Linked DNA regions of Homo sapiens: region 1 is linked to region 2. A link is an interaction called in ENCODE POLR2A ChIA-PET data of the cell type or tissue named here. Cell type or tissue: MCF 10A. All regions are shown on one strand. Each heading gives the region's core, and the rest is flanking DNA. Links, peaks and the distances in the headings are about the cores only.

The links. Peaks named below come from ENCODE experiments on the same cell type or tissue, not always from the same donor. Only the 100,000 strongest peaks of a DNase experiment are listed, where the experiment ranks them.
Region 1: POLR2A ChIA-PET joins it to region 2 with 6 read pairs; 12 of 35 experiments call an interaction of 5 or more read pairs at or near these places.

Annotation. Positions count from the first base shown.
Region 1 is chr2:208,173,343-208,177,743 of GRCh38, reverse strand. The region is part of intron 6 of C2orf80 (chromosome 2 open reading frame 80); the gene reads left to right. Among named protein-coding and RNA genes, the nearest start is that of CRYGA, 12 kb to the right of the region's middle. In MCF 10A, for the core only: a CTCF peak has its summit at 2,223 (motif pointing left); a DNase peak (open chromatin) is centred at 2,233.
Region 2 is chr2:208,248,261-208,252,661 of GRCh38, reverse strand. IDH1 (isocitrate dehydrogenase (NADP(+)) 1) reads left to right here. Exons shown (of 10, transcript NM_005896.4): 3 at 1,095-1,232; 4 at 4,002-4,293. The coding sequence starts at 1,111. Among named protein-coding and RNA genes, the nearest start is that of IDH1, 4.6 kb to the left of the region's middle. In MCF 10A, for the core only: no CTCF peak of the experiment used is centred there; a DNase peak (open chromatin) is centred at 2,131.

The DNA of each region.
Region 1 (4,401 bases), core at 242-4,241, 75 kb after region 2:
CATCTGATCACTCATTTATTCATTAAAGAGCCTTTGTTCAGCACCTTCTCTGTTCAGTGACACATAGTCCCCATTCTCACAATCAGTGACAATAACCAGCTCTAAACAGAAAGAGATAATATTATCACAGAGGCTGACTTTTTTTTAAAGGCTTGTATTTGTTTTGTGTTTTAGTTTTTGTTTGTTTGTTTGTTTTTTTCTTGAGATGGAATTTCCCTATTGTTGCCCAGGCTGGAGTGCAGTGGTGCAATCTCGGCTCACTGCAACCTACGCCTCCCGGGTTCAAGTGATTCTCCTGCCTCAGCCTCCTGAGTAGCTGGAATTACAGGCATGCGTTACCACGCCTGGCTAATTTTGTATTTTTAGTAGAGATGGGGTTTCGCCATGTTGGTCAGGCTGTTCTCGAACTCCTGATCTCAGGTGATCCACCCACCTCAGCCTCCCAAAGTGCTGGGATTACAGGCGTGAGCCACCACGTCTGGCCGCTTGTATTTTGTTTATTGCTATGTGATGTGAATGATGGCTCGATTATATATATTATAATATATAATATAATGTATATTACATATACACATATATATGCACACACTATATATAATATATATGTATGTATATATATAAAATCGAGCCATTGATTACTATACTACTATATATGTATACATTATCTATATACGTATATGTATACATATGTATATAGTATATATGTGTACTATATCTGTATATATGTATCTGTATATATGTATATATGTATACATATACATTTCTGTATATATGTATACATATGTATACAGATATGTATACAGATATGTATACATATGTATACAGATATGTATACACAGATATGTATATATATACACCTATGTATACATATGTATATATAGTATATATATAGATATATTATCTGAGAGGCAGGTTGTGTAATGTTAAGCACTAGGATTCCAAAGCCTGGCCTCCTGGGTTTGAATCCCAGCTCCACACTTACAAGCAGAATAATTCTGGGCAAATGTTCTAACCTCTGTAATTCTCAATTTCATTTGTAAAAACAGGGACGCAAAGATGGGGTTGTCGTGGGAATGAAGTAAGTTAGAATCAGTGAAGCCCTTAGTGTTTGGCCCATGGTAACCTCCAAATAATAGCTTTAATTAAAGTTCTGCTACTCAGGGAATGGAGTTCTGGGGCTGTCCTGTGCATTGTGGGATGTTTCACAGCATCCTTGGCCTCTGCCCATTAGATGCAAGGAGCTTCTCGCCAGTTGTGACAAAAATGTCGGCCAGGTGCCGTGGCTCACGCCAGTAATCCCAGCACTTTGGGAGGCCGAGGCGGGCGGATCACTTGAGGTCAGGAGTTCGAGGCCAGCCTGGCCAACATGGTGAAACCCCATCTCTACTAAAAATACAAAAATTAGCCGGGTGTGGTGGTGGGCTCCTGTAATCCCAGCTACTCAGGAGGCTGAGGCAGGGGAATTGCTGGAACCCAGGAGGCAGAGGTGGCAGTGAGTGGAGATAGTGCCACTGAACTCCAGCTTGGGCAACAGAGGGAGACTCCGTCTCAAAAAAAAAAATGTCTCTAGACTTTGCCAAATGTCCCCAGGGAGGCAAAATCACATGAGATTGAGAACCACTGCTCTAAATATTCAAAAATTAAATAGCTAATCAAGCATCCACGTGTATTATTAACACAATGTAAACTTTGCCTCTTTTGGACAACCAGTGATCACAGAGGGCGTAATTTGAATTACCAATACAAGAGTCTAAGAGCCTGAGGATCTGCCCCGTGAGCCTCACAAGCTCCCCGCCTCCAGAACGCCAGTTCAGGCCTTACTCTTGGAGCTACACATCAGCTGCACACAGGGACTTTTGCCACATTTTGAATTAGGCATTAGCAGGACCTCTCGATAGCAATGTAGCATTTCAAAGACTGAACGGTAAACCTATTTTAAAAGAGTCTTTTGGAATTTAACATAATTTCAAAAAATGGTTTTAACTAGAGTTTTTTAAAAAAAAAAACGATATTGCAAGAGATTCTTCTTTAATTGCTACATATATCTGAATGATTCCTTCCGATAAAATGTCTCCTAAGCAACAGCTAAAATCCTTCCCAAGCAAAAGCTTAAAACTCTGTTGAATACTAATCAGATTATGAAGAATTTCCTGCAACTGGAATTGGCCGCATGACACAATATGGGTACTGTGCTAGGCTGGATGGCTTTCTCCGGGATTATGTGCTGCCACCTGATGGTAGAAAGGAGTCATAGGCGCGGGATTGCTCACCTACTCTGTTAGCCTCGGGTTCTCCCTCCTGAGAGGGAACTGCTTTTTGCTGATTGGGAGCTTTTTTCTGCTGAGGATTCTGGACTCATAGAAAAAATTCAACTAAAGACCTTACGCAAGTGAGAGTTATTGACAACTAGCCCCGGATAAATATAAAATGTCTTACTCATTTTTTTTTTAAGACAGAGTCTCACTCTGTCACGCAGGCTTGAGTGCAGTGGTGTGATCTTGGCTCACTGCAACCTCCGCCCCCCCCCCCCCCGGGGTTCAAGTGATTCTCTCGCCTCAGCCTCCCGAGTAGCTGGAATTACAGGTGCGCGCCACTGCGCACGGCTACTTTTTTTGAATTTTTAATAGAGACGAGGTTTTGCCACGTTGGCAGGGCTGGTTTTGAACTCCTGACCTCAACTGATCCACCCACCCCCCTCGGCCTCCAAAAGAGCTGGGATTACAGGCTGAGCCACCGCGCCCGACCATGTCTTATTCGATTTTAACCTGAAGAAAAGAGAACATAAATCTTCCTTCAACAAATCGAACAAAAATAAAAATATTCTTCAGCTCCATTTGATGGAGAAAGAGGGAGACAGAGAGAGTGGAAATGAGCACATCAGAAAGAGGAAAGAGACAAAGGCAGGTGGTCAGACAGCACTAGAACCTCTGCTTTCCTTCTTTCTTCATGCAGCCGGACCCCGGCGTCTGACTGGCTATCATTCGAGTCCATCCTAACTGACATCCAAGTCCAGGGCATGTCACAGGCAAACAGACTGATGTCCAGTCCCAGCTTTGTCACTTGCTAGCTGTGTGTCTTCGGATAAGTTATTTCTCTCTGATTCCCAATTTCCCCATATGTAAATAGGCATGTCTAAACAGGCATGATTACACTTACCCAAACACACCTGATCACTCTGAGGACTCAGTGAGACTGCACGTATCGAGCACACGATGGTGGCACCAGGGGACCTTCCATATTAGTGCTGTTATTTCCAAGTTCGCCCCCACTCGGGATGACCACCCTCCTTCCTCCTGATAGCAACCTGGTCCCTTCGTGATAGGCCTGGCTTCCACCCTCTCACACTTACTCCAGTAATTTGCCAAGCATCTTCTCTTTTTGGAGGATGCTGACTCAGACCGAATTGTGCAGAAATTTTAAAATGTTTTCATGATAAGGGGAGGGACCTATGTTTTAAACAAAAGTTCAATATTGACAGATCTTAATCATGAGGAATTGGCCAGGCGCAGTATCTGTAGTCCCAGCCCTTTAAGAGGCTGAGGCAGGAGAATCACTTGAGCCCAGGAGTTCGAGACCAACCTAGGCAACGTGGCAAAAACCTGTCTATACCAAAAAATACAAAAATTCGCCAGGCATGGTGTTGTGTGTCTACAGTCCCTGCTTCTTGGGAGGTCGAGATGGGAGGATCATTTGAGCCTGGGAGGTGGAGGCTGCTGGGAGCCAAGATCTCGCCACTGCACTCCAGCCTGGGTGACAGGGTGAGGCCCTGTCTCAAAAATTAATAATAATAATAGTAAATGAGGGATTAAAAACACACTTTCAATATTAATTGTGTCCAAATGAACACTTACCAATATATATTTAAAAGACAAAGACCAAGCAAACAAACAAATCCAAGTGTGTAAAATGGAACAGTATTAACAGCTTTAAAGCTCTCTGCATACCCTCTCCTGTCTCATACCCTTCCTTTCGCCCTAGGTTACCACTAGTTTGAATTATGTGTTGATTACTATCTTTTACTTCTTTATAGTTTTACCACATATGCATTTCTAATCTATATATTGTTTAATTTTGCACATTTTTTGAGTTTTGGTGTTTTGTTTTTGTTTTTGTTTTTTTGAGATGGAGTCTCGCTCTCTCGCCCAGGCTGGAGTGCAGTGGCACGATCTCGGCTCACGGCAAGCTCCGCCTCCCGGGTTCACACCATTCTCCTGCCTCAGCCTCCCAAGTAGCTGGTACAACAGGTGCCCACCACCACGCCTGGCTAATTTTTTTGTATTTTTAGTAGACACGGGTTTTCACAGTGTTATCCAGGATAGTTTCGATCTCCTGACCTTGTGATCTGCCCGCCTTGGCCTCCCAAAGTGCTGAGATTACACGCTTGAGCCTCCACACCCAGCC
Region 2 (4,401 bases), core at 86-4,085:
AATAATTCTTTAAAGTCAATTCTCTTGACTTTTTTAGTCCTTAAGAGAATAAAAGCAATTTGCAGCTGTGTTGTTGGATTAAAAAAGAGTTTCGATTAGAGCATCATTAGAAGGAATAGATAACTTTTAGCAGGCTCAGAGCTTCTTCTGCCTCTAGGGACAAGCTGGGACAGTTTCATTTCTTCCAAAGCGTCCAACCTTGCACTTTCTGAGAATCAGATTGATTTGTATATGCTACCCCCACACCCTATCCTTAAAGTGCTGTCTTCCTAGGACAATGCACAGTTTGTCCTATCCCACTCACTAGCAGCTTACCCTTGCCTGTGAACAGCCAGAAGAAGATGACAGGGACATGCTTGGGTCCTGGGCAGTGGCCCTACTGTATAGAGATTCTTCTAATTGAGAAATCACTTTGTTGTATTTAGCCCCACATCTCCAATGTCTGTGTTATCTCTAGGAAAACAGTTCCACCAGGAATTCTTCGTCTCGCTTTTAGACTTAAAGTTTCCCTGAATATGGGTCACAGGAACCAGCTGAATCTCCTCATGGCTAGTTATTTTTATTAAATAACAAAAACAGCCTCTTAAAGGAGGAGAAATGCTAGCACTCACCATTCTGGACATCTTGAGAGCCCAGTAAAATGATGAGTTGGACTGAAGTGTTCAATAAACATGAGATTGTGGAAATAATCTCATTTCTTAAGACAAACCAGTAGTTGAGAATAATGATTGCATTATGAAGGGCACGTTATAGGGTCAGGCTCTGCCACGCTCTAGCTAGGTGGCCTTGGGAAAGCTCTTTTTTTTTTAACAAAGTAAAATGGGGAAATGATGGCCATTTTTTTGGATTGTTATGAGGGCTAGCTCAGAAACCGCGTGTGAAACATAACACAATACTTTGTTCAGAGAAGATACTCAATTCTAATGGTAAATAGAATTGCTGTTACTAGCTTTTTATTCAACTACACATAAATTGAATTGCATGAATTGTTCTTTTAGTAGTCACTACGTTGTTTATATAAACACTACGTTGTTTATATATTTCACTTTATAATGAAATAAATGACAAGGCATGTATTTTTTTTTTCTTTTTAGGTTTATTGAAGTCAAAATGTCCAAAAAAATCAGTGGCGGTTCTGTGGTAGAGATGCAAGGAGATGAAATGACACGAATCATTTGGGAATTGATTAAAGAGAAACTCATTTTTCCCTACGTGGAATTGGATCTACATAGGTAAATGAGTTACCCCTCCGTGTAGCAAACTCAGAAAGGATAATCTGGCTGGGCATGGTGGTGCACACGTGAAGTCCCAGCTACTTAGGAGGCAGAGGCAGGAGGATCCCTCAAGACCAGGAATTCAAGTCCAGCCTGGGCAACAGAGTGAGACCCCATCACTTTAAAAAAAAAAGGAAAAAAAAGGGAAGGAGAAACAGGAAAAAAAAAAAGAATATAATCTGAATTATTTTGAGGTGAAGTTAGCTTTTTTTATATAGATATAGCTGTGTTTTGTGAATAAAGTTTGTTTTAAGCCTAAATATATTCAGATGAATCTTCTAATTTTAACATACTGCTAGAAAAACTGGATTTATCATCTAAAAGTCAAGAATTATAAGGGAAAGAATGATTTTCAGATTCTTCTAACCTTCTGTTTCCTGTGAAGGTTTTATTTGTAATAAAACAGTGGCTAAGAATAGTACAATGTATTGAGAAAAGGGAAATAAGAGAGGATGTAAGAAACAGTAAACTAAATGCAGTTAACACAATTTTGTCATTTCAAACTCAATTTTCTATCACTTTACTTAGTCAATGGACCTGTTTCCTTTTCATGCCTCACCTTTTGCCCTTTTCATACAATTGTAGTGCAGAAAGAATTCATGATGTTTCTTAGTTGAACCCCTCCTTTCCAGCAAAATTCCCTTAAATCCTGTGTCCCTTTGCCCTGTGTGTAAAGTGCCTGGGGACAGATGCAAAAGTCTATGTAATTCTCTCATTTTTTTCGCTGTGTTTTTCATAAACTTGCTTCTGTTCTTTGTACCTTTAGGTAGAGATAGAATTTTTAAAAGGGTAAAGTGGCTGAAGACTGGCATAGAAAAATATTGAGCAACACGTTTCAGCCAAACTATTGGCAACTCTAAGTGTGTTTGCCTCAGCCCAGAATTAGTCATCAAAATTTGTCCTAAGGACCTGTTTGAGTGGAGACATTTAATTCACATAATGTCATTAAACATACTTTTTAATTGTTCTAAACCTAAGCTGCTGATGTCTATATTGAAATCATGATAAGATATAAATACTTGCAGAAGTCAACCAAACATAAGAAATTAGGCATAAAAACATCTTCCAACTAGGTTAAAAAAAAAAAGCATCTTAGGAACTCCTGTTTCAGGACTTTACATGACAGTAGGTGAACTGGCAGGGTTCTTTTCCTTATAATGGCTGCAACTAAAGATGCTTTGAGCCTCTTTAGTGTGGAATCATGAGGAGTTTTAAAGGGGAGTCACTATGACTAGGAGGAAAAAATTTGGTGGCTGCAGACTAGATAATTTTTGGAGGCTCAAACAAGTTTTAAATTTTTCCAAAATTCCTATTATTATCACTGACTGGTTCTTTTTCAGGAGAATGGAGCAGGTAGTTTGTTTTATGTAGGCTGGACAGTGGTCTGGGCAATTTGTTCCTTCCTTTCTTATCTTCTTAGAAATGTTAAGAAGACAAGCAAAAAATCTAATAATTTGCTGATAGATTCTCCTTATGAGAAATGGTTCCTAGGAACTTGAAAACTACTGATCATACTTCCTGTTGGAGTTGGGATTGGATCAACATTTCCTATGCAAGAAGATAACAAAGGACATGACTTTGTTAGATTTATATGAATTATCTAAAGTCGAAGCAGTTGGAAGTTATTTTTATTTGGAAATATGTCAAGATTACTATCTCTTTGTTTGCATCATGAGTTGGGTAGGAGATCTAAGAAAGGAAGATAAGGGAACCAAAAAGAAATCTAGAGGCAGGTTTTAAGAGCTGAAAAACCTTTTAAATCCTTGGAGAACAGAATAAACAAAACATTATTTTGTTTTCTTGCTTTTTAACAAACTATTGCATGCTTCAAATAAAGCTTTGCAGTCATTTTCTATGCTCCCTGGACAACTAACATTCTTTCAGCTCTGAATGACCTGCAATCTTTGTGTTGGTGTATATTAAGCTATTACTCTCTGGTATGTAGAAAACCATTGATGGATTCCTTTACTTACCCAATAAATTGTAGGCTTGTTTCCAGAGCAAACACTTGCTCAAGAATTACAGAAGGAATTAGCTGGGCATGGTGGTGCATGCCTGTAGTCCCCGCTACTGGGGAGGCTGAGGCGGGGGAATCACTTGAACCCAGGAAGGCAGAGGTTGAGTGAGCCAAGATCGTGCCACTGCACTCCAGCCTGGGCAACAAAACGAGACTCATCTAAAAAAAAAAAAAAAAGGGAAAGGCTCATTTTATGACTAACTGGCATTAATGAAGTAGTCATTCGCATTTTTGGCATCAACTGTCACATCTTTACCTCCCACCACTTCAACGTCAAAATACAAAAAATCCTTTAACCCCTCCCACCCCCTTTTATTTTTAAAGAGCAATATTTACTAAGGGAAAAAGGTGGTCCTTAGACTTACACTTATTATACTAATTATATGGAGAGAAACCAGGCCATTATTGCCTCTATCTGGTGAAAAACAGGAGGCAAAGGGCAGAGTTTGATGGTTTCCATTCATTTTCCTGATAGACAGCTTCCCATTACAAGAGGAGGGGCAGCCCAGCAGTCTAGCCTCTCTTAGTTCTCTTTGTAGTTGGCACCCATCTTCTGTGTTTAGGGTGTGCCAGTGCTAAAACTTGGCAGATTTTGGTGTACTCAGAGCCTTCGCTTTCTGCATAATGAGCTCTATATGCCATCACTGCAGTTGTAGGTTATAACTATCCATTTGTCTGAAAAACTTTGCTTCTAATTTTTCTCTTTCAAGCTATGATTTAGGCATAGAGAATCGTGATGCCACCAACGACCAAGTCACCAAGGATGCTGCAGAAGCTATAAAGAAGCATAATGTTGGCGTCAAATGTGCCACTATCACTCCTGATGAGAAGAGGGTTGAGGAGTTCAAGTTGAAACAAATGTGGAAATCACCAAATGGCACCATACGAAATATTCTGGGTGGCACGGTCTTCAGAGAAGCCATTATCTGCAAAAATATCCCCCGGCTTGTGAGTGGATGGGTAAAACCTATCATCATAGGTCGTCATGCTTATGGGGATCAAGTAAGTCATGTTGGCAATAATGTGATTTTGCATGTTTTTTTTTTCATGGCCCAGAAATTTCCAACTTGTATGTGTTTTATTCTTATCTTTTGGTATCTACACCCATTA